Regions from separate parts of the Homo sapiens genome. Here region 2 is linked to region 1. Evidence: chromatin loops called from intact Hi-C (ENCODE). Cell type or tissue: IMR-90. All regions are shown on one strand. Links, peaks and the distances in the headings refer to the core of each region. The heading gives the core; the rest is flanking DNA. Region 1 overlaps MEGF9 (multiple EGF like domains 9). Region 2 overlaps MEGF9 (multiple EGF like domains 9).

What was found. Peaks named below come from ENCODE experiments on the same cell type or tissue, not always from the same donor. Only the 100,000 strongest peaks of a DNase experiment are listed, where the experiment ranks them.
Region 2: it touches region 1 in a loop (2.3-fold over the local background); 6 of 110 quality-filtered maps call a loop at or near these places.

Annotation. Positions count from the first base shown.
Region 1 is chr9:120,620,662-120,636,269 of GRCh38, reverse strand. MEGF9 (multiple EGF like domains 9) reads left to right here. Exons shown (of 6, transcript NM_001080497.3): 3 at 13,515-13,654. Among named protein-coding and RNA genes, the nearest start is that of CDK5RAP2, 48 kb to the right of the region's middle. In IMR-90, for the core only: no CTCF peak of the experiment used is centred there; a DNase peak (open chromatin) is centred at 6,969.
Region 2 is chr9:120,684,039-120,699,646 of GRCh38, reverse strand. The region is part of intron 1 of MEGF9 (multiple EGF like domains 9); the gene reads left to right. Among named protein-coding and RNA genes, the nearest start is that of MEGF9, 23 kb to the left of the region's middle. RefSeq lists enhancers at 6,098-6,908, 14,958-15,102 and a cis regulatory region at 15,025-15,035. In IMR-90, for the core only: no CTCF peak of the experiment used is centred there; DNase peaks (open chromatin) are centred at 5,866 and 6,206; H3K27ac peaks cover 1,205 bases.

The DNA of each region.
Region 1 (15,608 bases), core at 3,795-11,794:
TGGAAGCCACTCTAGAAAGTTAGGAAGAGGTAGGCTGGACGCGGTGGCTCAAGCCTGTAATCCCAGCACTTTGGGAGGCCAAGATGGGTGGATTACTTGAGGTCAGGAGTTCAAGACCAGCCTGGCCAATATGACGAAATCCCATCTCTACAAAAATACCAAAAAAATTAGCCAGGTGTGGTGACATACACGTGTTAATTCCAGCTTCTCATGAAGCTGAGGCAAGAGAATCGCTTGAACTTGGGAGACAGAGGTTGCAGTGAGCCAAGATCATGCCACTGTACTCCAGCACAGGTGACAGATGGAGACTTCATCTCAAAAAAAAGGAAGAGATGATTGTTCCACCAGGTGCACAGACATCAACACAGGGACACCAGAAATATGAAAGAGCATGGAAATAGGTTGCCACCAAAGGAACGTCACTTTCTAGTGGCAGACCTGCATGAAAAGGAAATCAACTAATTGCCAGAAAAGGAATTCAAAATTATGATTTTTTAAGAAATTGAATGATATACAAGGAAATACAGATAGTTCAGTCAATCAGAAAAGGATTTATGATGTGAATGACAAATTCAACAGAGATAGAAATCATAAAAAAAAGAACCAACCAGAAATCCTGCAACTGAAGAATTCAGTGAATTAAATTAAAAAATACAACAGAGAGATTCAACAAAAGAAAGAATCCAGCAAAAGAATCCCTGAACTTGAAGATAGGTCATTCGAAATTACCTAGTCAGAGGAAAAAAAAAAGAGAGAGAAATATGAATGAAAAAGAGTAAAGAAAGCTTACAAGACTTATGGGACACCATTAAGTGAACAAGTATTTGTATTGTGAGAGTTCTAGGGAAGGGAAAAGGCATAGAAAACCTATTTAATGAAATAATAGCTAAAAAATTCCCAAGCGTGTGGAGAAATTTGGAAATCCAGTTTCAGGAAGCTCAGTGGTCCCCAAATAGATTTCACACAAAAAGATCCCATCCAAGGTACTTAATAGTCAGATTATTCAAAGTCATATACAAAGAGAGAATTCTAAACACAACAAGAGAAAAGTGTCAAGTCATGTATAAGGGAGTCTTCATTAACCTAACAGCAGATTTCTCTGCAGAAATCTTACAGGCCAGGAAAGAATGGGTTGATATATTCAAGTTGCTAAAAGGAAAAAAAAAGTGAACCAAGAATACTATACCCAGAAAAGCTATCCTTCAGAAATAAGGGAGGAATAAAGTCTTTCCCAGATAAGCAAAAACTGAGGGAATTCATCACCACTAGAACAGCCTTACATGAAATGCTCAAGGGAGTCCTACATCTGTAAGTGAAAGGACAATAATCACTATTATGAAAAAACACAAAAGTGTAACATTCACTGTTAGAAAAGATGGACAAAGGAGAAAGAGAAGAGAATCAAACCTTATCACTTCAAAAAAACCACCAAACATCAATGATAAACAATAAAGGCAGAACAAAGGAAATAAGGATATACAAAGCAACCAGAAAACAATTAACAAAATGTCAGCAGTAAGTCCTTACCTATCAGTAATAACCTTGAGTATAAACAGATTAAATCCCCCACTTAAAAGATATGGACTGGCTGAATGGATAAAAAGATATGGCCTAACTATATGCTGCCTACAAGAAATTGTCTTCACTTGTAAAGACATACACAGACTGAAAGTAAAGTTATGGAAAAAGATATTCCTGAGGCAGGAGAATGGCGTGAACCCCAGGGGGCGGAGCCTGCAGTGAGCCAAGATTGCGCCACTGCACTCCAGCCTGGGCGACAGCGAGACTCCGTCTCAAAAAAAAAAAAAAAAAAAAAAAAAAAAGATATTCCACACATATGGAAACCAAAAGTGAGCAGAAATAGCTATGCCTAAGTCAGATAAAACAAACTTTAAGTCAAAAACTGTAAAAAGAGACAAAAAAGGTCATTATATAGTGATAAAGGAATTAATTTAGCAAAAGGATATAATAATTGTAAATATATATGCACCCAACACTGGAGCACCCACATATGCACATATTATTAGATCTAAAGTGAGAGTTAGACTCCAATACAATAATAGTTGCAGATTTCAACACCCAATATCTAACGTCTCAACATTGGACATATCATCTAGACAGAAAATCAACAAGGAAACATTTGATTTAAACTGCACTTGAGACCAAATGGACCTAACAGACGTTGACAGAACATTTAATCCAAAAGCTACAAAATGTACATCCTTTCTTTTCAATAGCACATAGAACATTCTCCAGGATAGACCACATGTTAGACTACAACACAAGTCTTAACAAATTTAAAAGAATTAATATTATATCAGGTATCTTTTCTGACTGTAATGGAATCAAACTAGAAATCAACAATTAGAGGAACTTTGGAAAGCTATACAAATACACAAAAATTAATATACTCCTGAATGACCACTGGATCAATGAGGAAATTTTAAAATTTCTTGGAGCAAATGAAAATAGAAACGCAACATCCCATACCATGCTATGGGATAGAGCAAACACAGTATCAAAAGGAAACTTTATAGCAATAAACACTTGTATTAAAAAACTAGCAAAATTTCAAATAAACAACCTAATGATCCAGCTTAAGGAACTAGAAAAGCCAGAAAAAACAAAACTCAAAATTAGCAGAAGGAAAGACATAATAAAGATTAGGGCAAAAATTTTAAAATTGAGACTAAAAAGCAATACAAGAAATCAGCTAAATAAAAAGTTGGCTTTGAAAAGATAAACAAAATTGAGAAACCATCAGCTAGACTAACCAAGAAAAAAAGAGAAAAAACCTAAAGAAATAAAATCAGAAATGAAAAAGAGGACATTACAACTGATGCCACAGAAATACAAAGGATCATTAGAGGCTATTACAAACAACTGTATGCCAAGAAATCTGAAAACCTAGTGAAAATGGATAAATTCTGCTTGTATGGAAACATGCAAGCTACCAAGACTGAATCAGGAAGAAATGGAAAACCTGGACAGCCCAGTAACAGGTAATGAGATTGAATCAGCAATAAAAAGCCTCCCAATAAAGAAAAGCCCACTGGTTGCATTCATAGCCAAATTCTACCAAACATATGAAGAAGAACTAATACTAATCCTCCTGAAACTATTCCAAAAAATCAAAGAGAAGGGAATTCTCCCTAACTCATTCTGTAAGGCTAGCATCACCCTGATACCAAAACCAGACAAGGACACAACACAAAAAAGAAAACTACAGGCCCATATCCCTGAATAACATAGGCTCATAAATCCCCAACAGAATACTTGCAAACCAAATCCAACAACACATTAAAAAGAAAATACACCATGATCAAGTGGGATTTATACTAGGGATGCAAGGGTGGTTCAACACATGCAAATCAATAAACGTGATACATCAATCAACAGAATGAAGGACAGTAACCACATGATCATCTCAGTGGATGCAGAAAAAGCATTTGATAAAATTCAACATTCCTTCGTGATAAAAACACTCAAAAAATAGACAGAAGAAACGTACCTCAGAATAATAAAGGCCAATATGACAAACCAACAGCCAGCATCATACAGAGTGGGGAAAAGGTGAATGCCTTTCCCCTAAGAACTGGAAAAAGACAAGGATGCCCACTTTCACCACTCCTATTCAACATAATACCAGAAGTGCTAGCCAGAGCAATTAGGCAAGAGAAAGAAATAAAGGGCATCCAAATTGGAAAGGAGGAAATCAAATTGTCTGTTTGCAGATGACATGATCTTTTATATAGAAAACCCTAAAAGCTCCACCAAAAAGCTCTTAGAACTGATAAATGAATTCAGTAAAGTTGGAGGACACAAAATCAACATAAAAAATCAGTGCTGTTTTTACACAGCAACAGTGAAATAGTGGAAAAAGAAATTTAAAAAACCAATCCTATTTAAAATAGCTCCAAAAAAAAAAAAAAACACTTAGGAATAAATTTATCCAAGAATATGAAAGATTTCTACAAGGAAAACTATAAAACACTGATGAAAGGAAATTGATTAGGACATTTAAAAAATTAAAAGATATTCTATGTTTATGGGTTGAAAGAATTCATATTGTGGTCTGGGTTCTTGGGAGGCCGAGGTGGGTGGATCACCAGGTAAAGAGATCAAGACCATCTTGGCCAATATGGTGAAACCTGTCTCTACTAAAAATACAAAAATTAGCTGGGCGTGGTAGCATGCACCTATAGTCCCAGCTATTCAGGAGGCTGAGGCAGGCAAATCACTTGAACCTGGGAGGTGGAGGTTGCAGTGAGCTGAGATCGCATCACTGCACTCCAGCCTGGCGACAGAGTGAGACTCCATCTCAAAAAAAGAGGAGGAGGAGAAGGAGAAGGAGAAGGTGAGGAAGGAGAAGGAGAAGAAGAATTAATATTGTGAAAATAACCATACTACCAAAAGTGATCTACAGATTTAATGCTATCCCTATCAAAATATCTATGGCATTCTTCACAGAAATAGAAAATACAGGGCCGGGCACAGTGGCTTATACCTGTAATGCCAGCACTTTGGGAGGCTGAGACTGGCAGATCACTTAAGGTCAGGAGTTCAAGACCAGCCTGGCCAACATGGCAAAACCCCATTTCTACTAAAATTACAAAAATTACCCAGGCATGGTGGTGCACACCTGTAATCCCAGCTACTCAGGAGGCTGAGGCAGGAGAATTGCTTGAACCTGGGAGGTGGAGGTTGCAGTGAGTTGAGATTGCACCACTGCACTCCAGCCCGGGTGACAGGGCAAGACTCCATCTCAGAAAAAAAAAAAAATGCAATCAAATTCATATGGAACCACAGGGGACCTCAAATACTCAAATTCTGAGCAAAAAGAACAAAGCTGGAGGCAACACACTGCTGGACTTCAAAATATACTACAAAACTTTAGTAACCAAAACAACATGGTACTGGCATAAAAACAGACACATAGACTAATGGAATGGAATAAAGAATTTAGAAATGAATCCACATACTTACAGCCACTTGATTCTCAGAGGTGCCAAAAACATTCATTGAGAATGGGACAGTCTCTTCAATAAGTGGTGCTGGGGAAACTGGATATCCATATGCAGAAAAATGAAACTAGACCTTTATCTCTCACCATATACAAAAATCGTTTCCAAATTGACTAAAGAACTAAATGCAAGACTGAAAACTATGAAACTACTGGCAGAAAACATAGAAGAAATGTTTCAGGGCAGTGCTCTGGGCAGAGATTTTGTGAAGACCTCATCAGCACAGACAATAAAAGCAAAAATAGACAAATGGGATCGGATCCAGTTAAAAAACGTTTGCACAGCAAAGGCAGCAATCAACAGAGTGAAAAGACAATATGCAGAATGGGAGAAGATATTTGCAAACTATTCATCTGAAAGAGACTAATATCCAGATATCTTCAAACACCTCAACAACCAGTAAACAAATAATTTTAAAAATGGGCAAAGGAGCTGAATTAACATTTCTCAAACAAAAACATACAAATGAAAAGTACTCAACATCACTAATCATCAGAGAAGTACAAATCAAAACTACAATGAGATGTCATCTCACCCCCATTAGAATGTCTGTTATCAAAAAGGCAAAGAATACATGCTGGCAAAGATGCAGAGAAAAGGGGACTCTTATACACTGTTCTAGTGGAAATGTAAATTAGCACAGCCATTATGAAAAACAGTATGGAAGTTCCTCAGAAAACTAAAAATAGAACTATCATATGATCCAACAATCCCTCTACTGGGTGTATATCTATAGGAAAGGAAGTTAGTATGCCAAAGAGATATTTGCATGCCCATGTTTATTGCAGCACTTCACAATAGCCAAGATACAGAATCAACCTCTGTGTCCATCACCAGAAGAGTGGCTAAAGAAAATGTGTGCAATGGAACACTAGTTAGCCATAAAAAAGAATGAAATTCTATCATTCATGGCACAATGGATGAACTTGAAGAACATTATCTTAAGTGAAGTCAGACAGATGCAGAAATACTGCATGTTCCTACTTATGTGGGAACTAAAAATGTTGATCTCATAGAAGTAGAAAGTAGAATAGTGGTTATTAAAGGTAGAAAAGGTGGGAGGGGAAGATAGCCAAAGGTTGGTTAACAGATATGAAAGTATACATATAGGCTTTGTATTGACATACCACACTGTACCCCATAAATATGTACAATTGTTATTTGTCAGTTAAAAATAATAGCAAAAAAGGCTACTCAGCAATGGGCGGATGGTCAAGGTATACTGAACTGTACCATTAAAGAGTGAAAATAGCCATAGACAATACGTAAATTAATGACTGTGTTCCAATAAAACTTTTCTTTTTTTTTTTTTTGAGACGGAGTCTCACTCTGTTGCCCAGGCTGGAGTGCAGTGATGCGATCTCAGCTCACTGCAACCTCCACCTGCCAGGTTCAAGCAATTCGCCTGCCTCAGCCTCCCGAGTAGCTGGGACTACAGGTGCGTGCCACCACGCCTAGCTAATTTTTGTATTTTTAGTAGAGACGGGTTTCACCATATTGTCCAGGATGGTCTTGAACTCCTGACCTCAGGTGGTCCATCCTCCTTGGCCTCCCAAAGTGCTGGGATTACAGATGTGAGCCACTGCACCCAGCCAAAAATTTTTTTGGGGACTGTCTCACTCTGTCACCCAGGCTGGAGTGCAGTGGCACAATCTTGCCTCACTGCAACAACCTCCGCCTCCCAGATTCAAGCAAGTCTCATGCCTCAGCCTCCCGAGTAGCTGGAATTACAGCCGTGTGCCACCATGCCATTAATTTTTGTATTTTTAGTAGAGACGATGTTTTGCCATGTTAGCCAGGCTGGTCTCGAACTCCTGGCTTCAAGTGATCTGCCTTCCTTGGCCTGTCAAAGTGCTGGGATTACAGGCATGAGCCACTGCACCTAGCCTGTGTTCCAATAAAAGTTTATTTAAAATGTGTCTCAGGCAGGATTTGGCTCTGTTGTTCAGATTAATCATCATGACTGGGCCAGGCACAGTGACTCACACCTGTAATCCCAGCACTTTGGGAGAACAAGGCTGAAGGATTGCTTGAGCCCAGGAGTTTGAGACCAGCCTGGACAATATAATGTGAACCTGTCTCTACAAAAAATAAATTTCAAAAAGTTATCCAGGCATGGTGGCACATGCCTGTAGTTCCACACTCAAGAGATTGAGGTGGGAGGATATCTTGAGCCAGGGAGGTTGAGGCTGCAGTGAGCTGTGATCGCACCACTGCACTCCAGCCTGGGCAACACAGTGAGACCCTGTATCAAAAAACAAAAAACAAAACAAAGTCATCATGACTGGAGTGTTGTACTCATGAGAAAAGTTTTCAGAGGCTATGAGATTGTATCATTGAGAGGTGGTTATTGTTTCAAGACAATTCTCTAAAGATCTCTTGTGCTTTTGCAAGCAGAGGCACTGCCTTGTTCTGGACTATTTATTCAAGGATATTTGCATAGCAAACTGCCTTGGAAAATAGAGCTAATATCTTCCTCTGGAGTAAAGAACAGATTTGCCACTGTCCAATATAATAAAAATAAAGTCTCCCTCCTGGGCAAAGATCAGGTAAGCTCACTGTCCATTATAAAAGATTTGGATTCTCTGAGTTTGGGGTTCTTCTTCTGTAACAACCCACCTCATATGCAGGCATCACTGGCCCTCGTTGCATGACCGTTGGGAATTGAGGTTTGGGGACATGGTGTAAATGCTGATACTCTACTCTAGCTACTGCTTTTGTTTGGAGGAATAAACTGTCCTCTGTCTCTGAAAAAAAAAAAAAAAAAAAAAAAAAAACAACGACAAGAATTTCTGTCTGAATATGGATTTCCTCTAAACATATTTTAGACTATTTGCCCTCAAAAATACAAGGAATGTTTAGCATAATAGCCCAATGTTTTCAACAATAAAGCTATCCTTTTTTTCCTCCAGAAGCCTCGCTTATTGCATAATGATCTTTTCCATAACTGTGGAAAGACAGAGGAACACTAAATTCAGATAATCTTTTGCCAGAAAGTCCAATTATTAAGTTTCTTTTAACAAGAGGAGAAACTATTATTTTCTTACCTCTACAAAATCATGACCCAGACATGAAATTAAGAATTTTTAATAACGTTTTATTTTATTTTTCCATATAAAACCTTTTTGTAGTTGGAAAAACTTTTTCTAGCTACCTTTTAAAGTTCGATTTTAATATATTGAGCGAGTTTATAATCAGCAGTTTGGTATTACTGATTTCAGACTTTTAATTACTAGTTTCAGTCTCTTCCCAAAGTAAATTGTTTTTTAGTTATTTAAAAATAGCTTAAAATGTTATTTTTAAGTTCATTTTTAAAAGTGGAGGAAGAAGAAAATTGATACATTTCATTATCTCTTAATTGTGTTTCTTATTGTCTTCATGTCAGAGTGTCAACATGTGTAATGTCTGAGGAAGAAGGAAAGGGGAAAAGCAAAAGTTCCCAAATGACCACAAATGAATTAATTTTCTCTAATTAGAACTATGGGCTGGGCGCAGTGGCTCACACCTGTAATCCCAGCACTTGGGGAAGCCCAGGCGGGTGGATCACTTGAGGTCAGGAGTTCGAGACCAGCCTGGCCAACATGACGAAACTCTGTTTCTGCTAAAAATACAAAAATTAGCCGGGCGTGATAGTGCATGCCTGTAGTCCCAGCTACTTGGGAGGCTGAGGCAGGAGAATCGCTTGAACCCAGGAGGCGGAGGTTGCAGTAAGCCGAGATTGTGCCACTGCACCACTCCAACCTGGGTGACAGAGCAAGACTCCATCTCAAAAAAAAGAAAAAGGAAAGAACTATGTATAATTTTTAATTATTCTGTAACTGCTTGAGTTAAAATTGATAATGTGATACCTAAAAATATACATACACACGTACTTTATATCTTGTAAATCTTAGGAAGAAAATAGACTTTCTTGATAACAAAAAACATGCCAAGACATTTAACAATTTAGAAATAAATCATTAACTAGTTGGTAGAAAAGCAAGTCAGGTCCAGCTGGCTTTGATCCCACCTAATGTAGGATTTTGCAGATCCTTTCTCTTCTCGATTAAAATTTTTTCCCCCAAAACTGTTTCTACCATGTGTTTATAATGTGCTCTCTTTTTCTAGCCATATTTTTGCTACAAACTAGTAATTATCCTTTAATGTTTTGCTTTTTTTTAGTTTTATTAACAGAATTCTAAAATTTTAAATTACTTACAAATTTTAAATTTTAAAAGTAAGTAACTTAGTCTTCCCTGTCTTTGCCAACTGGGAATTCTAACCTACTTTCCTTAGAATTCTCAGAAAATATTTAAGATCTAGGATCACTGTCATCATGTCCATAGTTGCTTTCATTTTTGAGTACTGAGTATGTGCCAGACACTGTGCTAAATGCATTGTGTATGCAATTTTTAATATACTACAAAGGTTGGTATAATTGTCTTCACTTAACAAATGAGAATACAGAGGCCAAGATAGAATGAATACTTTGTGCCAGCTAGTCACTAGTAGAGCTGGAATATGAACCAAACTCTGTTTCCTCGGGCTGGTTTTTTCCATAAACTCTGATACTCCTTTCCTGTATTATACCCATCCCACCTAATCAATGTGACTGTAAAATAATGGAAATTCTGAAGCTTCTCCACCCACTCATCTTAAACAGAGTCTTTAAAAAGGTAATTTGGCTTGTATTCATGTGACATAGATATGTACCATATCTTGAGATGATACACCAGTGAATTTTCTTTTGAAAAAGTAATGACTATTAGTGTTGTAAAATATGTTTTTATTTATATACACTTAAAAAATGCTTTTTTCTAAAGTGTTAAAACCTTGCAGGAGTTGTTCACACCCATGAGTATGTAAGTTCTATAACTGAGCATTACTACCACAAGAAAATCTGAGAATCCCTTTTGGGATAATTTAAGAAATGTGTAGTATATGCATAGTTACACTTAATGCAGCGTAGCTCCACAATGCTTATGCTTCGTTTATGAATAATTCTATATTCTTTTTTTTCTGATATAATTTTTGTGCTATCTTGGTACTTTACTAGCAACATGTCATTAAGACCAGATAAGCAAATTTTATCTTAAATTGTTAGCTGATCTCATAGTACAGATGTCTGATTTCTATTTAAAATCCAGTTCTACACATTTATTCTCCAGTTATGAAGCTGTGGGTTTTGGTTCTTTCATTTCAAATCTATGGATAAGCATAAGTGGTCTGTTCACAGCCTTTTTTTTTTCTTTTTTGGTTTCATTGCATTTATATCATTGACCTTTGCTTCAGAAAGCATTCAAGTCTTTAACAGAGAGAGACCATGAAAGGGAGTGTTGTAAAGTCTTTATTCTACGAAGGAAGTCACACAGGCAAAGCTTTATATTTGCTGAGTGATTTCTTTTCTTTCTTTTTTTTTTTTTTTTTTTTTTTGTGAGACAGAGTCTTGCTGTCACCCAGGCTGGAGTGCAGTGGCGCAATCTTGGCTCACCACAACCTCCACCTCACAGGTTCAAGCGATTCTCCTGCCTCAGCCTCCCGAGTAGCTGGGACTACAGGTGTGTGCCACCATGCCCTGCTAATTTTTGTATTTTTAGTAGAGACGAGGTTTCACTATGTTGGCCAGGCTGGTCTCGAACTCCTGCCCTCGTGATCCACTCGCCTCAGCCTCCGAAAGTGCTAGGATTACAGGCATGAGCCACTGCACCTGGCCGATTTAAATCTTTTTTTTAAGAGACAGAGTCTCCCTGTGTCGCCCAGGCTGGAGTACAGTGGCTATTCACAGGCCCGATCATGGCACACTCAGCTCAAGAGGATGGCTTCAATTCCCTGTGATGTCATTTCCTGCCTAACCAGTCAGCACTTCTGGCTCCCTGGTTTCACCCCACCCACCAAGTTGTCCTTAAAAACCCTAATCCCTGAATACTTAGGGAAACTGATTTGAGTAATAATAAAGCTCTGGTCTCCTGCACAGCTGGCTCTGCATGAATTACTCTTTCTGTATTGCAATTCCCCCATCTTGATAAATCAGCTCTGCCTAGGCAGTGGGCAAGGTGAACCCATTGGGTGGTTGCAGGATTAGTCTCCTGTGTTTCTTGGTCTGTGGGGCTTTATGAGAGACAGGTTTAATTTGAGATAAGTGGACCCAGCTGTTTATTCCTGTTTAACTGCAGTTGGAGTAGTTCAGGCAGCCTAGAACTCCTGGGCTCAAGTGATCTTCCTGCCTCAGCCTCCTGAGTAGCTGGGACTATAGGCATGTGCCACCATGCCTGATAAATTTAATTCTTATACATGCAGAAATTGGCCTTGGGCCATGAATAACATGATGCAAAAGCACTAGTAGTGCAGCCTCACAACCAAAATTCCTCACTTCATTTTTTTTTTTTTTTTTTTTGAGACGGAGTCTCACTCTGTCACCCAAGCTGGAATGCAGTGATATGATCTTGGCTCACTGCACCCTCCGTCTTCTGGGTTCAAGCAGTTCTCCTGCTTCAGCCTCCCAGGTAGCTGGAACTACAGGCACACACCACCACTCTGACTAATTTTTGTATTTTTGGTAGAGACGGGGTTTCACCATGTTGGCCAGGCTGATCACTGGTCTTGAACTTGTGACCTCAAGTGACCCACCCACCTCAGCCTCCCAAAGTGCTGGGATAAAGGTGTGAGCCACCACGCCCGGCCTATATTTTCTTTTAAAAGAGAGAAAAGCACCTTTTTTTTTCTTGTTGTTTTAAAATCTGGCCATGCATGGTGTCTCATACCTGTAATGCTAGCACTTTCGGAGGCCAAGGCAGACGGATTGCTTGAGCTCAGGAGTTTGAGACCAGCCTGGGCAACAGGGGAAAACCCTGTCTCCACAAAAAATACAAAAATTAGCCGGATGTGGTGGCGCATACCTGTAGTCCCAGCTACTTGAGGGGCTGAGGCAGAAGGACCACCTGAACCCAGGAAGTTGAGGCTGCAGTGAGCCGAAATCACGCCACTGCAGCCTAGGGGACTAAATGAGACCCTTTCTCAAAAAACAAAAACGAACAAAAATCACCCAGGAAAAAATAAAGCATGGTATGTACACTCAGACAACTACTTTATCAAGATTCATTAAGTCACTTTAAATCAGCAATTAAGGAGCAGATCCTCCAGATAGAAAGTCTTTTAGTGCCCCAAGAATTATTAAGGGAAAACCCACTTCAGGAATAGCAACTACTTTGGGAACATTGGCTATATTATGGTTACACAATATTATTAAGTGATTTTGTGTTCGAAACTAATACCTTCTTCTTGTAGGTTGTGGGTTAGGCAAACACCATCATTGAAAGTAACTGTTTATCCTTTTGTATATTGAATAACATATTTAGAGGAATGAGGAGTAAGCATATTTTGATTAACATTTTAAAAGCCTTGGAAATAAGCTGATGAAGTGTTGTAAGCCATTCTTTGAAAGGTACATTATGTTCTTTATAATTTTCTGATAGTATAGAGTGGCTTCGATTGACTGGTTCCTTCTTATTGAGTCATAAAATATTCCTGAATTTTATTTTTTATGAATACAGGTTTTCTTTGCTAGATCTTTAAGTACCTTGGGATATTCTTGTGTAAGACCGTATATGTGTGTGGCTTCTTTTCTTTTTTCTTTACTAAATTACTTAAGATTCATAGATTCATGCTTGATAGTATAAATTAGATAATGTAAATTTTTGTTGCATTTTTAAAAACATCTCCTATACTATGATCAGTACAAATTTTATTTAAGCTTTAAACATCAAAATATTTGGGCTTCTATCTCTGAGAACCTTTGACTTTGTTAGGCTGCAGCTTCTCTTCAAGCAATAAGATTTCTCAGCCTTTGTTAAAGACCTGAAATTTACTTGCAGTGAGAAAAGAGAGCAAGATTTATTGTGGACAGGGCATAAACACCATCACTGGAGTCAGGACCTATATAGATGGTGAATTGTAATGCTTTGGATCTACAGAATGAAGCTTGATACCTAAGTGGATATCAAGTTATTTGGCAGACAAATTTCTTGTACCAATTTAGAGTCAATCTTAGGAGTAGATAGTATGGTGGGGAAAAGTCTGGCTTTGTATGAATAGACTTGACTTACTAGCTGAGGACAGTAACTTTATCTGAATTTTCTCAGTAGTAAAATAAGTATTATGACCCTCACCAGGTAGAACTACCTTGAGGATTAGAGAAAAAATATATTTATTGACATAAGCCCTCAATAAATGATAGCTCATTGCATCATCATTATTACTCCTGCTTTCAAATGCCTCCATTTTAAATTTTCTGTAAAATTATTTGTTAGCTAAGAAATTGCATTATGCAATACACTAGACAGCTTTTAATAGCAATACAGAATTTGATAGGTGATTTATTTGGACACAAGGCTTTGAGATATGGTAAGTATATATGATTTACATGAGCTGGGCTTTCTTTCCCTTCTGGGGTGTTACTCAATACAACTTTTAAATTGATTTACTTTTATTCATTGTCTTTGCTTTTATTTGCAGTTCTGGGAAATGCCAGTGCAAAGTGGGTGTCATTGGCTCTATATGTGACCGATGCCAAGATGGATATTATGGCTTTAGTAAGAATGGCTGCTTGCCCTGCCAATGCAATAATCGGTCTGCCAGTTGCGATGCCCTCACAGGTACGTACTTTCCTTAACTTTGTCATGTAATTATTCCACTGTTCTTTTAATTTGGAAATCTTTCAGCTATAGGTTGATTCTTCTGAAATAGTTTGGAAGGGCCTTTATCTTCTAAGTAGGATGTACTAGATCACAGCAAGCCAAACTCCTGCTACAACAAACTTGAAAAAGTACGTAAATTAAAAAAAAAAAAAAAAAGTCATATACCTATGGAGGCAAGGAGAACTATAGGAACTAAAATTCCAGAAAGGTTGGAACTCTTCCTAGGTAAACTGATGATCACCAGCCATTGTCTTTCCAGGGGACATTTGCTGATTCTGAGCATAGGCAAAGAATGAGCTAGACCCAAGCAAAGGAATTCTTTAGGAAAGAGATACAAGAAATGTTTTTGGCAGTCATTTGAGGCTTGCATGATGGTTGGAAACAAGAGGATCCCCAAACACAAGGCCAGCTTTCCCACAGGATATTAGCCGACTATGCAAAAGATGGAAGGCTGGGCCAGAAAGGTAGAAAAAAATCTCTTTCTCTTTCAGTCTTGTGCTGAGGAGACAAAATCCCTTTAGAAAGAGAGGGCCTGCTATGACATTCAATTATCTCCCCCTCAAGATGTCTTCAGACTCTGAGGGTGCATGCAGTGGGACCTAAGCTCAAATTACCAAAGGCCAATACAAATCTCTCACAGTCTTTTAGGGCTAAGGAGACACAGGCTTGCTAGGCTCTGACCAAGAAATAGTAAGGAACCAGAAGTTGATTAACTCATACTAAAATTACAGTCCACCCTCAAGCCGCCTCACCTTCTGATTGGATTGAAGTAATTCTCTCATTATATCTGCCTAACAGATGAAAGGGGAGCCCTCTCTGGTTCTTTTATATACTGTGTCCGGCATACAATAAAAAATACTGGACAATGCAAAGACAGAAAAATGTGACCAATACCAAAGAGAAAAAAAATGAGCAATGGAAGCAGACCTTTAGGTGATCTAGGTGTTAGAGTCAACTTAGAAAGACTTGACTAAAGTTAGTATTTTCATACAATAAAGGGAAAATCAGACAAAATAGGTGAAGAGAGGCAAAATGTCAATAGAAATTGGAATCTCTAAAATATCAAATGAACAAACTGGAACTGAAAAATACAACATGTGAATTAATAACTCATTGCATTAATCTAACAGTAGATTGTACACAGTGAAGACAAAGTTAGAAGACTTGAATACAGTACAATTAAAAATATCCAAACTGAAGCATTTCGAGAAAATATAATGGAAAGAACAGAGCAGGGAAGATGTGGGACACAGCCAAAAGGTTTAGCATAAATGTAATTGGAGATCTAAAAAGAGAGGAAAGTGATACTGGATCCCAGTAATATCTGAAGAGAAAATGGCCATGAATTTTCCAAATGGATTAAAGGTGTCAACCGACAGATTCAGAAAGTTCAGCAAACCCTAAGCAATATAAAACAAAGAAAACCACATTTAGGCAAACTTAGTCAAACCATTAAAAACTAAAGCCAATTAACTTCTGATCTTAGTTTTCCTAAATGTAAGAATTAAGTATCCTTCCTTGGAAACATTTTTTTTCCCAAACAAACAAGCAAAAAAAATCAGGACACACTAGTCTGACAAGTACAAGTGTTTTTATGAGAACAGGGTGGCAAAATACTTGAAGTCAAAAGTACCCTGGAAAAATCGGTTGAAAGTTTTATTCTTCATTCAAATACTCTATAGTAAAACAAATTGATTTAGAAGAAATTGTTTTTTTTTTCTTTTATGCGATCTTGTCTCTGCCTATTTGCCAGTTTTATCTTGTGGCGTTCTTTTTCTTTACATCTGTGATCCAGTCAGACTGGCTTTTATTTCTAAAACAAGGCATGTTCCCTGGTCCCAGGGTTCTCATATATGATCTTTCCTCTGCCAAGAATGGTTTTTCTAATCCACCTCTACCTCCATCCTTGACC
Region 2 (15,608 bases), core at 3,120-11,119, 64 kb before region 1:
GGCTCAGGTGATCCTCCCATATCAGCCTCCTGAGTAGTTGGGACTACAGGCATGTGCCACCATGCTCAGCTAATTTAAAAAAAAAAAAAATTGTAGACATGCAGTCTCGCTATATTGCCCAGGCTGATACTATACTCCTGGCTTCAAACAATCTTCCTATCGCAGCCTCACAAAGTGTTGGCATTACAGGTGTGAGCCACTGCACCTGGCCAGTTTTTTTACAATTATAAAAATAATCTATGTTCATTTTCTACAATAAACATTGTAGAAAATGAAAAATAGAGAAAAAAGCTGTCCCATAAAGCTTTTTTAAAATCACTGATTGAGTTTAATATTTTATTACTGCATATATTGCTTCATTTCTCATGATAATAAATGAGATCACTTGCTTGTTATGAAAACAGAGGTGCAAGTAGGATTTAACAGTCTTCTGAAGACCAATATAAGACAGATCAAAATGTGAAAAAATTCACCACATTTAAATTATTTATCATGTCACCAAAAAGAAAGTAAATCTATTTTGATCTAAGACCCCATATGATGCTTTACTTGAGACTTGGTACTCCCTGGCAGAATCAAGTCAGTGACTGTTTTTCTTGTGTCTGATCCAGCACAAACATGATTTGTCTTTGGTTCACGTGGCCCCTGAAAGCCCAAAGCAGCCTGGAACAAAGCCAGACATTTGGTATTTTTCAATACTGTGATGAGAGAAGACAAGGTGCCCATCTGCCTGGCTTGTACGTTGCCAAAAGGCCTAGGTGCTACCCTAAAGAATATGCCAGAGAATGACTCTGGCCTTTAGGAAACTGGTAATGATTACTCTTCTCTGAATTTTGAACTTTGAAATCCAAGCAGTAATGAATCATAGTGTTATTGAGAGGGGATTAAATTGATCAATGCATGTAAAACCCTTAATTCAGCAGTGCTTAATAGTCAGCACATACATTAATAATCAGCACATAGTAAACACTCAAAACAGTTTTTGAAAAACAGGGATTTTTCAAAGACAGCAGTGAGAACTTTGTCTGTTAATTCTGGATTAATTAATTTACCAACTTCCGTCATATAATCTGTAGACTGGTAACACATTGGTAATCAGAAAGACTTGCATATTGTCACAGATCAACTCTCTAATAGGTGGTTCTAAGGTGCAGGTTAGTAACAATATGCTTGAGGCAAAGGCTACCTCCTATCCTTCCAGAATGGCCCAGGTCAAGCTAGAATTATCCTGTGTCATGTTGCCAGTTACAGCAGTAATGGTACTGCTCAGAACTGGACTAAATAGAAGACATTTTAAAAAGGCAAATGCAAAGATGGAAATCCCCAAAACAGCCATTGTCCAGTTCTGGTGAGTATATACTCCTTGGGATCTTATGTAGGCCCTAGCTACAAATGACCTAGTAAAGTAAAAATAAAATTGGGCTCGTAGAAAGATGTGACCACTCTATTTTATGTTGGTAGCACATTGATATACACCTATTATAACCTATTATAACTTATACTTTCTAACATTACATAGTTGCATACAGGTGCAAGTCACATAATCTTCCTGGGCTTCTATACTATCTTCTGTAACATGAGTATAATAGTAACCTACCAAATAGGGTTCTTGGGTGTTGGGCCTGGAATTCAAAACTAGCCCTCTGACTCAAATCTGTGCCCCTTTTTTCCTTTGATTAAACTGTGCTGCATTGCCAAAGCAGATGGGAGTAGCAGAAAATGAAATAAAGCATTTAGTAGTTACAGAGCACATTTTGGGTTCTGTTTTTTTTTCACCTCCCCTATCCTCCCCCAGCAAACTCATACATTTTCTGTCTCAGCACTGGTTCTGAGATGTACACAGTGATCCAGGTTCGCTTTCAGTAGCTACTGTGAAAATCAAAATTAGATCAAAGAGTGTTTCTTGAAGGCAGATATGGGTGTGGAGTGGAGGTTGGGAGAGGAGATAATGGTGGAAATTAAATGAGGGTAAGCAGGTAGAAAAGCATGGCAAATGTAAAGCAGAACTGAATAGTAACTATGTGATTGTCTATTCAGCACAAAGAGGATCGGTGCTAACAAGAGACAATGTCATGCTTATTAGCATTTAGCAAGTAATACCACATACTGTGAAATGGTAGTATTGATTGTTTTTGACTTGACTATAAAACCTTTCATCTTTAACTTAATATGGACTCTAGACCAAGATGCTAATGCATAACAATATTTTGTAAAAAAAAAAAAAAATAGCAGATGACGTTTGATTATATAAAAGTCATAGAATAGACTGGGCGCGGTAGCTCACGCCTGTAATCCCAGCACTTTGGGAGGCTGAGAGGGCCAGATCACTTGAGCCCAGGAGTTTGAGACCCGCCTGGGCAACATGATGAAAGTCCTTCTCTACAAAAAATGCAAAAACTAGCTGGGTATAATGGCTTGTGCCTGTATTCCCAGCTACTTGGGAAGCTGAGGTGGGAGGATTGCTTGTGCCCAAGAGGCAGAGGTTGCAGTGAGCCAAGCTCATCCCACTGTACTCCAGCCTGGGCGACAGAGCGAGACCCTGTCTCCAAAAAAAGAAAGAAAGGTCATAGAGTATCAGACTTGCAAATGTGATTCATACTCTGCCAGTCATTTCAGGGTGCATTCCCCTTCCTTATTTTGTAAACTTCTCTCCTTACTCAAAGGTTAGTTATCTCTCAGATCAGACAAAGGAGCAGCTGTTATTCAACTATAGATCCAACTAGATTCGAATATGTTTTCCAACTAGATTACATCCTACAGGTACATAAGTACAGTGGTCAGATCATACTATACAACTATAGATGTGGAGAATACATATATAAAGTAAAACCTCATCATATTTGCCTAGTTAATCATTTAATATACTATTTATGTTTCACTATAATTCTCCTATTACTCACTGTTAAAGTGAGCCCAGCCCATAGAGCTCAAGTTCTTTGGTATGATTTAAAACTCCAAGATGTCTGCCATCCTCATTTCTTGTACTTTTCCCCTTGTGCTTTAAACTCTAGCAGACTGAAATGGCTTATATTTTCCTTCAAATACTATGCTTATTTTCATTATCATTATTAATAAAGCAATCATCTGTGAAGGTTACTCTTTGTCAGATACTAAGAGCGTTAAATGAATTTCCATGACCTCATTTAATTATCAAAAGAACCTAATAAAAAGTTTGTATTATTATCCCCACTCTACCAAGCAGGAATTGAGGTTTTGAGAGTTTGAATACACAAAGCAGGGTTTCATAGCTAGTACAATGTAGAACCTTGATTCAAATTCAGATCTGTTTAGCTTTAGAGCTGCCTCTCCTAATCACTAAGTTAACTAGATTCTCCTTATTTTGCATGTGCTGTTCCCTCTACCTGGGATGCCCTACTCTTCAGTTTCAATAGGGGTCTTAATTCTAAGCAACAGAAATCATTTATTGATTCAATCAGGATTGAAATTTATTAAAAGGATATTGAGGAGTTCACAGAATCTCCAGAGGTACCAAATTCAGGCCACGGAGTTAGAGGTAATAGTCAGTTGTGTCCATTGAATATATGCCACTGACATCACCACTCACACTGCTAACCTTGGGTATTGGATGTAAGAACAAGTGCTACTGCCACTTGTCATACTCCATCCATCTCCCTGTTTGCCACCAGAGAGAGGGCCTCCTGTTCATTCCTTTGAATCATTAGTTTCTAATTCCAAGCCAGGTAAAGGTGCATCTGATTGTTGGAACCTCAATGACTGGCCCATGCCCTGGCTGCAGGGGAGGCCAGAAAAACAAGAATCTGACATTATGAACCTACGTGATGCGGTATCAAGGCTTAAAATATGGAGAATTCCTCCAAATAGGAAGGGATTCTGAGAATGGTGGGAAATTATACTATGATACTAGGCTGACAAAAAGAATGACACGTGTCTACCCACACCCTTTCTTTGGCTACCTGCAAACTTATTTGTCCTTTAAAAACATCCTTACAGCCTCCTATTATACTTCCTAACATTACATAGTTTTTGATTATTTGCTTTTTTTTTTTTTTTTTTTTTTTTTTGAGATGGGGTCTCACACTGTCACCCAGGCTGGAGTGCAGTGGTGTGATCTGGGCTCACTGCAACCTCCGCCTCCCAGATTCAAGCGATTCTCCTGCCTTAGCCTCCCAAGTAGCTGGATTACAGGCACCCACCACCACTCCCAGCTAATTTTTTGTATTTTTAGTAGAGACGGGGTTTCACCATTTTGGCCAGGCTGCTCTTGAACTCCTGACCTTGTGATTTGCCTGCCTTGGCTTCCCAAAGTGTTGGGATTACAGGCGTGAGCTACCGCGCCTGACCTTTTGATTACTTGCTTTTTAAGGACCCTTATTTTAAGTATTACTTGTCTATGTAACTGACTCCTCTTTACCTTTTCTCAAGTAGCCTATAGGCTGTGTCTTATTGATGTTGGCACTCCCTAACATGTACATAGGATAGTGTTCAGCATGTAGTAAATACTAAATAAATCATTGAACAGCATTGGTGCATAAATTGTCCCTATTCACCACCAGCACTAGAATGTAAGGTCCATAAGAGGCAGGGGTTTTTGTCTTTGTCTCTCTCTCTCTCTCTTTTTTTTTTTTTTTAAACCACTATATGGCCAGCACCTAGATTAATTCCTAGCATGTGGTAGGTCTGTGGTAAATATTTGTTAAATAAGTGAATACCCCTAAATAGTAAATTATCTCTGGGAGTGATGCTGTCAAAAAGGCCTTTGAATGTGAATGGGAAATTCAAAGCACCATATTATAATATACAACTAGACCACAAACAGTGAGGACAGAAACTGCCTTATTCATCTTTGGTTACCTCTTCTTCCTATCTAGAAACATAACCAGAAAAGGGCAATTTGAAATTTTTTCCTAGACCTACCATGATAGTCACTAGCCACAAAAATTGCCTGAAGTACCTACCATACCTGCTAAACATGAAACTTTCTTTTTGGCCTCCTTTTGTGTATAACCAGCTGTATCATGAGATTGCATCTACTCTGGGAAGAAAAGGCTGTTGGGCAAACTGTCTTGTACTTATGTTTAAAAAAGTAGAATAACCTAGGGCAGTAGAATCTCACTTTGAAGAAATGAAGAAGTGGAGGCCCATAATTATGAAATGATTCGTATAAATGTAAAACACTTAGAATTCCTGGCATAAATTGGCCTTCTAAATATTAGCTGTACTTTTTATTGCATATTGAAAACTTAGTCCTTCGGACTTTTTACTTCACTGCTTCCAATCCTTTTAAATTCTTCATTACCTCTAATCCTCTCAATTCTGTTGATAAGCAGTGTTACCCAACTTTACAAATAAAGAACCTGAATCTAAGATGAGGTTAAGTTGTTTGCCCAAAGGTCACAGCCAAGTGCTAGTTAGCTGGGATTCAAACCCAGATCTATCTTATTTCTTAAGCTCTTTCTAGGATGGCAAAATGACATGCTAAATGTAGGTTGAGTTTAATGTGTTCTATTATATCCTTCTAACCACTGTTAGTTGTAATGCATCTTTTGCCCCTGCCACCTTTGCTTCTCTTTTCTGATTTGTAGTCATTATTTTACTGTCCATATCATATATCTGTTTACTACTCTCTTCAGTTTTTCTCCTGATTCTTTGGAGTAGAAAGTATGCATTTTACCCAAAAGAAAAAGTACATCCTCACATACTGCTCTGTCCATTTTACTTTTACCTTTATTTTTTTTTTTTTAGCCTAATTGATTTGTACAGTGGATTGGTTTCCAGAGGAGAAGACTTGGATGTCTGTTATGAGTCAGATGAGTAAAGTTATACATTAGCCAGGATGACATTTAAGGGCTAATAGCCTACATCCCCAAACTAACAGTCATTTTAGCCAGTGTAAAACATGAAACACAAGTTGGTCAGAAATAGAGACAATAGCAAATAATGGTATTGAGTTGCTACAAATGCTTTGCAACCTAGTAATGTACTTTTATATGTATCAATTATTTTTAACTTGTGAATAATACTGAAAAATTCCAAATGGATTCCAGACATTTATTGCCAACAAAAATGTTTACTTAAACTTGCTGTTTTAGAGAATTATTTTTCTTAGCATATGGTCTTTCTTGTTAATAGCAAGCCTTTTAACAGTTTATCAGAATGTAAGCATTTCTCTTTGCTATACTTCTTTTAGTTGATGATCTTGTGTAATAGAGCACTCATTTAGAAATACACACACTTAAAATCTGTGATTAAATGGTCTTCAGGGACTAAAGCCACAAGCAGCAGGATGCTGTTGCTTTCTGTTTCCTTATTGCTTAACCAATCTGCAATGGTATCATCCTCTTTTTCCTTTTTCTTCTTCTTCTTCTTCTTCTTTTTTTTTTTTTTTTTTTGGTTAACCAGACAAAATTTCAAATCCTCTTTATTTTTTCTTGCCATGCTCAAATTGGTCTTTAACAGTGCTTCACTAAGATGCTTCTGTTTGACTTTACATTCACTTTTATTTAAGTAACAAAGAAAAGGGTGTGCTTTTGTCAATAAGTTTACACTGGGCTTTCTGTTATACAAAATAAGGTTCTTTTACATTCATCAGATCTTTGTTAATCACCCACTGTGCACCTAGCTGGGCTAGATAGATACTGGAAAGACAAATAAGACCTGGTTTCTGTCATTGAGAACATAGCGAAGGATATGGAAAATTAGACTACAGAATGGTAAGTTCTATCATAGTGGTATGTACTACAGAAGCAAAGAGAGGACTCCTTACCCAGACTTTTAGGGGATGAAGGACAATGTCAGGAAAGGCTTTCTGTGGGATGTTTTCTCTCAGTGGAGTCTTGAGAACAAATAGGAATTATTCAGGTAGAAGAGGGGAAGGACACTCTAGGAAAAGGGAGCAGCAGCCTGTTGAAAAAGTACAGAAGTAAGAGAGCACATACATGGCCCATTTAGGGAACTGAAGTCCTGAGTGGCTCGAGTAGGGGAGGAAAAGGTACATGAAGGTGGAACAGGGAATGAAGAGATTTGTGGCTGGGATGGTCCAAAGTTGTCAAATCATGATGTGCTTTCCATGTCATGCTCAGAAATTGATTCTAAGAGCCATGAAGAAGTATAAGCCAGGAAGTGACATGGTGAGATTTGTGTTTGGAAAGATCAGTCTAGAAACTGCAACATACTTCTATAAGTGTAAATGATCATCAGAGAAGATAATTAGAGGGCACTTACTGTCTCTTTAAATCTTTTCCATCATTAATTTTGGATTAAATGCTAGATAACATAATAATAGAGGGTTTATGAATTAGTTTCCTGTCTTCTGTTATTAAGCAAACATTTGAAACCTATTTTACTTGTTGGTATAACACATAGACTTAGATAATTAAAATTAGAGACTTGACAAAGCTACCAATTGGTGCTGGACCTCTTGATGGATCTGATGTTAGGTTAAACAAACACAAGTGCCTTCTGTATGCCAGGCAGTGTGCTAGGAACTGAAGAGAGAATGGTGAATGACTTAGGCATTCACAATCTAGTGGAGAGACAGATTCATACACAAATGCAAGTGCTCTAGAATACTTATGTATTAGATTCCTTAATGTACATTTTCACTTTCAGTCCTTACCTTAAACTTAAATATGGATGAGGAAACCGAAGATAAGAAGTATTTAACTTACTCAAGATCATGTAATAATGAGTGGTACATAGCCACAATTCAGTATTCGAAGTACCTAACTCAATTTATTCCGTACCATATTATACTGCTTCTCTTGACAAGGCAATGCATATGTACTTTTGAGCCTGAAGTAGTTTTCTTCCTCTCTTTTCTTAATTCTTTCTAATGCTACCCAAACCGGTAATGTTCAGCCTTGAAGTATCCAGTCATTGTTGGTTAAAAGTGCAGGCTCTGAAGTCAGATTGTCTGGATTCCAATCCCAGCTCCATCACTTACTCCCTGTCTGTCAGCCTACATCATAGAATTATGAGATGATGTTGGTAAAGCACTTAAAACAGTGAAAGCACAGGGAAAGAATTCAATTGATGTTACTTAAAATTGTCATTGGAATAGCAATTCATCTACTTTCCAAACATTCAGGAAATTTTGATAAAATGCGTTTAAACTATCCAACTTTATTGAAGTTAATCTTGGTGAAGAGCTTTTGCCTAGTGTGCATATTTGAAATCTGACTTCTTGTTCAGGGCATCAGTGGCCTGTGGCAAAGATGCCCCAAAAGTATCTAGGAAAATATGCCTGTGAGAGTAACGTAAAGATACTTAAAAACTTTTGTATTGTGGAAAATTTTGAATATATACCAAAATTAACAGAGTAGGGTTATGACCTTTCTCATATCTCTCACCCACCTGCACAACCAACTATCACTCCATGGCCAGTCCTGCCTCATCCACACCCCTATCCATTTATGTTGCTAGAGCTAAATCTAGAGACTTGATTGATTGATTGATCATTTTTTGAGACAAGTAATGAAAAATGGTGGCTTTTTTTGTTGTTATTTCTGGCATTGTTAAATACCTAGTAACTCAACTGAGGATGAAAACTGGCAACATAAATACTCCTGGAATTGTTTGGATAGGGTAGGATACAGATTATTACCCAGTTTCTACATGTGAAGAAACTATGACTCAAAGAAATGCTTATCAATGGTCATATTAACTGCAAACAACTTGTGCTAAAATGTGTCATTGGAACCATGCTCATTCCATACATATTTATTGAGTTCAATAAAATATTTATATTTCTTTTTAAATGTCTGTGGCCAACATTATTTTTATAACAAGGGCATTTTTATTTTGATTACCTAATTTCTTCTTTTGTTATGTTAGAATTTAAAGTACTTCCCTCCTCCTCTGTCCTATCCTAATTTTTAGCTAGTGGAGTGACTTTAGGGATAATACAGAGGAAATTTTGGTCTCCAGCAGAGGGTCAGTTGCAACTATGAAAACAACTCAGGCAAATGGTCTATTGATAGTGGAACTTTTCATTATAAAAAGTTCTTTTCAAATTCCAGGATATTGGTTGCTTGGTCACTGAAGAGTCTGTACTACCATTCAGTAGCACCCTGGGTGTCTGAGCAGACCTGGTTAGGAATGTACTGCTCATTTTGAATGAAATAAATAAAAAGGATAGAGAAGCTGCCCCAAGCATTGCCAAACATTCTACATCTGATGTATCATTGATACAAAACATTAGTCTTTTAGAGTATACCCTAAAATACAAATAGTTTTCATTTTGAATGTTGCCATCTTTGACTATAGCCACATATCCTTTAATATATACACACACACACACTGACTCCAGGGCATTGATGAAAGTTCATTGCTTTCTTGGTCTCTGGGTGAGTAAAGTTGTTTTAATATGTCAGGTTTGGTTTTGTCAACAAAATACCCCAGTGTACTTACCTTCTTTATTCCCATTCTTTAATTTTTATGTCCTTGGACCTCGTAATTTCCCCAAAGTTTTGTATGCCATTCCCTCAGCAGCAGAAGTAATAGTGCTTGATGAAGTATGACTTTGATATTAGTTTAGTTATATATCTGGAATGTTTATTCCCCTGGGCTTTCCAACTGAGGGAGCCCAGCGTGAACTCCTTCTTTGGAAAATATCTGAGTGGGCAGACCCATTTGCCACATTACCCTCATTGTCTGTCTTTGTTTATTCAGCTGAAAAGCAAGTACTTGCCTCTTACACAGCCAGTCATGAATCTTAGAGTCTCAGAAGCTGTTAAAACGGGTAGAAAAATTGTTATGGGAAGGGAGAGGATGAAAATTGTTATCAGGTATTGACATAATGTGCAAGTAAAGGTGCTGTCTTAGAGAAGAGCATAATGACTTTAGGTGGTTATAAAGCACAACTCTGGCAACATTTTTATGGGCCCAATTTATTAGGGTCTTTGATTTTTATACAATTTTCCTACCTTCTGAGTAAGAGACAATGATAATTCATTGGCACACATGATTCATTTTTACTACAATAGGGGAAAAACTAGGTTTTTAGGATATGAGCCTACCATCTGGTGCACAGGTAATGATAAATATCCTGTGGTCATAATAACATGCACATGCTCTTGGCATTTATTTTTCTGGCTATCTTCATCTCTCAATTGGATTTTTTTTAGCAGGCTGCTAAAAAGTCTCTTTGCATTCATTCTTTCCCTGGTCCATTTTCACACTGTAGCCAGAATTATGTTTCTAAGATGTAGATCTGATTATTCTTCCTCTCTTGTATAAAATTCTTCCATGGCTATCCAGTTGCTCTTAGGAAAGTCCTTCACCTGTCACCACTTCTTACCCCATTCTGTGTCCCAGCCACAATGCACTTTTTCCAGTTCTCTATAGTACTATGCTCTCTTTTGCCTTGATGTTGTTACACATGCTGCTCCTTGCCTTGGGGATACTCCTCTCCTCTACCCTTAGCTTAGCTATACCTCCTCATTCTTCACGTCCATGCTTAGATATTTCTTCCTCTAGAAAGTCTGAATTAGGTGGTTCTCCATGTGCAAACACATGTACCATAATGTTCTATTCATATTTCTGTTTCAATACTTATCACACGATATTGCTTCTTTGTTTTTCTCTCTGCTATAAGACATTAAGCTGTATAAGAACAATGACCACGTCTGTCTTTCTCATTGTTGTATCTCCAGCACCTAGAAATTGTAGTCTGTATTTCTGGCACAACACTAGTTTGTTGATGATTGAACCAGTGATTAATGTGCTTTGCCAGGAATCTTTTCTCTAGAAACCTCAGAGAAGAATTACAGTTCTCTGGTTTTGTGCTCTGCATATTTTTCTATCTTCTATTCATACTAATTCAATTATCAACAGAACATTGCTTTGAACCTTTTAAACCTCTCTACCTTGCCCAGAAGCACGTGTAAAGAACATGTAAAATGAAAAACTCCTGCATATACTTACCATACGCTTCCTATGTCCATCCTATCTAAAATTGCACTCCCACAACACACATGTAGTTACTCTCCACCTCCATCTCCCCTGTCTCCCTTTCCTGCTGTTTTTCCTCCTTAGGATTTAACTACCTTCTAACATACTAAATACTTAACCTATTTAAGTAACTAATTGTGTGTCCATTTCTAAGATGTAAGGTCCATGAGGGCGTTAATTTTGGCCTGTTTTGTTTACTGCCACATCCCTAGCATCTGAAATAATGTTTAGCAGGTATATATGAGGCAATATATATTTGCTGAATGAATGAATATATTCATGCCCTTGGATGTATGTCTTTTTCTTTTTCACTTGATTTTGGTGCACCTGATACAGCCCTGCTGTTAGCACTACTGTTTCTTTTCCTTCCTTATTTTGCAGACTTTACAGTTAGTCCTATTTGGGTCCATAATCTTGGCTACCCCAGGCAGAGATTCTGTTTTTCCATGTTGATTGGCCCAGGTAACCATATCTTCACTTGAATCTGACCTTCAAATCTCCTAACTTGATCTCTGAAGCCCTAAGAGAAGTTGTGTGTGCGTGCGTGTGTGTGTGTGTGTGTGTGTGTGTGTGTGTGTGTGTGTTGCGGAGAGGAGATGATGCATTCAGAGATAAGTCAGATGCAAAACTTGTTCTTTTAAAACCTAGATAGGACAAATAGATGATTATTTCTATAGTACAAGTTTGAGTACGATGATATTTGTTTATGAGAAATGCTAACCAATGGGGAGAAACTTATTCTTCATTTTAAAAAATATGAAATAAGTTTTCTGAAAAGTATAAAAAGTAATATAGTGAACATCCCCTGTATACCTGCCTCCCAGCTTTGTAATATCTGAATTTTCTCCTGTATTTGCTTTGGATTGTTTTCATTTTTGAGATAAAATATTAAATATGATCATAGCCTCCTGGTGTTCTTTTTTTTTTTTTTTATCTCTTTTTCTTTCTTCCCTACCCAGATGTAACCACTATCCTGAATTTGGTGCCATGCATTTAAAAATGTTTACACACACACACACACACACACACACACACACACACACAGTGTTGTGTTCATGTTTCAAATTTTGTATAATGAACTCTTACCATGCTTTTTTTAAACTCACCATTTTATTGAGATTTTTCTATATTGTTCCATGTAATTCTGCTTTATCAAGTTTGCTGTATAGTTTCCTACTGTATGAATAGTCCACAATATCTCATTTTTCTTATTGATAATCATTTGAGCTGATTCTACATTTTTTGCTTTTTCAAGTAATGCTGCAATGAACAACATTGCACATGTTTTCTTCACTTGTAGGTGAGTTTCTCTAGAGCAATACGTCTCAATTAATGTGCATAGGAATCACCTGAGTACCTTATGATACTGCAGGTTCTGATTCAGGTCCTGATTCAGTTGTTCTCAGGTGGGCCTGAGAATCTATATTTCTCACAAGTTCCCAGGTAATGCAGATCCATAGACCATATTTGGAGTTGCAAGGCACTGCTAGGTTCTAGAATATGCACATTCTTCTCTGAAGAGGTTATACAAGTTTATATTTCAACCAGGAATGTATGAGAGATTTGGCTGTTCTAGGAGTAGCCTCTTTTAGATGATTCTATAAATTTTATGTGTAACCATTCTCTCCTTAAAATTAGATATTTTTTTTGGAGGGAAAGCATTAAAACATATAGCAGAATCACTTCAGTGGGTAGTTGGCTTAATTTCAGCATTTCTCAGGAATTGATCTAAATATATATATATACACATACACACACACACACACAAACTATTTTATTAAAAATTCACCTGTTTCCTTTTTGTTCAAATAGTTACTCTGTTTACCATTGCCAACCAAGACAGGGCTTTGACTACAAAATGAACCATCCCAGAGAGTTGAAAGGGAAGGAAGACTGTGTGCCAAGTACTATGCTATATTGTTTCATTTAATATCCACATTTGTACAGGGGAGGGAGCTGAGGCTCACAGCAAAGTGTTAGAGCCAGTGTTTGGATTCTAGTCCACCTGACTTTAAAGATTGGTGTACTACTCCTAGCTTCAGTTATCTGTAAAAAGGAGGTAGTGGTAGAGCAGATAATCAGATCTCTAACTTCCAGCACTTTAAGATTCACTAGCTTCTAGTTAGGGAAGTAAGGAATGCCTACCAGCATACTGTATCATGATAGCTCCCTCTCTCCTTTTCAAATTATGGGTTAAAAAACATATAAAGCTGACCACTGTAACCATTTTTAAGTGTACAGTTTGTTAAGTATATTCACATTGTTGTGAAACAGATTTCCAGAACTTTTTCATCTTGCAAATTTGAAACTCTGTATCCATTAAATAAGAATTCCCTCGGCCGGGCCTGGTGGCTCACGATTGTAATCCCAGCACTTCGGGAGGCCGAGGCAGGCGGATCACGAGGTTAGGAGATTGAGACCACAGTGAAACCCCGTCTCTACTAAAAATACAAAAAATTATCCAGGCGTGGTGGCGGGCACCTGTAGTCCCAGCTGCTCAGAGAGGCTGAGGCTGGAGAATGGCATGAACCTGGGAGGCGGAGCTTGCAGTGAGCCGAGATCACGCTGCTGCACTCCAGCCTAGGCGACAGAGCAAGACTCCATCTCAAAAAAAAAAAAAAAAAAAATTCCCTCAACTCCCTTTTCCCCTTCCCCCAAGCTCTTGGCAACTATCATTCCAATCTGTTTCTGTGAATTTGACTACTTTAGATACTTCATAAGTGGAATCATGGAGTATTTGTTGTTTTGTGACTAGTTTATTTCACTTAACACAGTGACCTCAAGGTTTCTCCATGTTGTAGCATGTGACAGGATTTCCTTCATTTTTAGGGCTGAATAATATTCCATTGTATATAGATGCCACATTTTCTTTCTTTATCCATCAATAGACATATGGGTTGCTTCCACCTCTTGAGTATTGTGAATAGTGCTGCTATGAATGTGATTGTGCAAGTATCTCTTCGAGGCATTGCTTTTAGTTCTTTTGGATATAAACCCATTAATGAGATTGTTGAATCATATATGGTAAATTAATTTTTTGGGAAACTGCGATACTGTTTTTCATAGTGGCTGTACCATTTTACACTTCCACCAAGACTGTGGTGATAGCTTTTAATGGTACAGAAAGTAGTGAATGGGATGTATGAAATCAGAAGTGAAGTAGAAAGAATTGGCAAATTCTGCTAGTGTGGAAATAGATATCATTTAGCCATAGTCTGTTTCCCTTAGATATTTTATCTAACATTGCCTGTTTCTCCAAGACTATTACTTCAGGAGGGGAGGAGGGAGCCAAATTATTTCTTTTTTGATATATTATTGACCATTGGTCTCTGAGAATATCCGAGATTGTTAACATCTAATAGTGCCTTGGCAATAATTAGAGGAAGTTCGACGGTTGTGTTTTGTATTTTTCTCTGAAGGAGTGTGCAAGAGTATGATGTTGATGTAAACATTGTGATGAGCAGGTTAGGAGTATGTCAGGAACATGGAATGCAATCCTATGTCTGTATTGCTTGCAGCCTTGAACAAAATCTTCAACATCTTGATGCTTCCAAAATCGCATTTAAAAAATGAAGCCTCCCGGCCGGGTGTGGTGGCTTACGCCTGTAATCCCAGCACTTTGGGAGGCCCAGGCGGGTGGATCACAAGGTCAGGAGATCGAGACCATCCTGGCTAACACGGTGAAATCCTGTCTCTACTAAAAATACAAAAAATTAGCTGGGCGTGGTGGTGGGCGCCTGTAGTCCCAACTACTCAGGAAGCTGAGGCAGGAGAATGGCGTGAACCCTGGGAGGTGGAGCTTGCAGTGAGCCGAGATCGTGCCACTGCACTCCAGACTGGGAGAGAGAGCGAGACTCCGTCTCAAAAAAAAAAAAGAAAAAAAAATGAAGCCTCCAATCTGTTTTAGTATTGTGACTTCTCAACATCAGTTTTCTTTTGAGGATCTTAGTGTATACATGGCGTATATGTGTTGGCAGGGAGGTGGCTGAGTTCCACTAATGGCGTGTGCAAGAGCAGGAATGATCAGTGGTGTTGGAAGAGGGATTTCTTCTCTACTGTGCCCTTCTTTTTGAATATAAAATGTTACTCAAATGCTTAGTCACGATGATAAAGCAAAGAATTTCACAGCTTGCAGTGTGGAGCAGTGTTTATACTGTATAAGTGTTTGATAATAGTGAAGTGTGGCAGGAGAGTGGGAAGAATTTGTCAACAAGTTTTGAGGATTAAGAGGATTAGATAGGGAACACAAAGTAAGATAACCCCCTTTGACTTCTGAAAGAAAAAAGTAGTTATTTTAAAATGTCCTTTGGAATGACTCAAGGCTCAGCTATTTTACTTGCTTCTAGAAAACTGCAAATCTATTAAACTTCTAGCACTGTAGACAACTGCAGACAGGTATATTTTCGACCTTGGAGTGTTTATTCAGAAAGCAAGCAGACTTAATTTCAGTGTATAATATACAGATAGACCCTACTTACTGTGCCATCTGTATGTTTGAAGAAGCAGCCTTTACTAGTGACTCTGCCCAAATTCAGGTTCTCCTGTCAAATTGCTACAACAGTTTGTCAATAAACCTGTAGCCCTAGTCTACCTTCTCTAGTCCTTTCTTCACACTGCTCTTAAAGATGGTCATGACCATCTGACCTTGGGAAAATTAATTTCTCTGTGCCTCTATT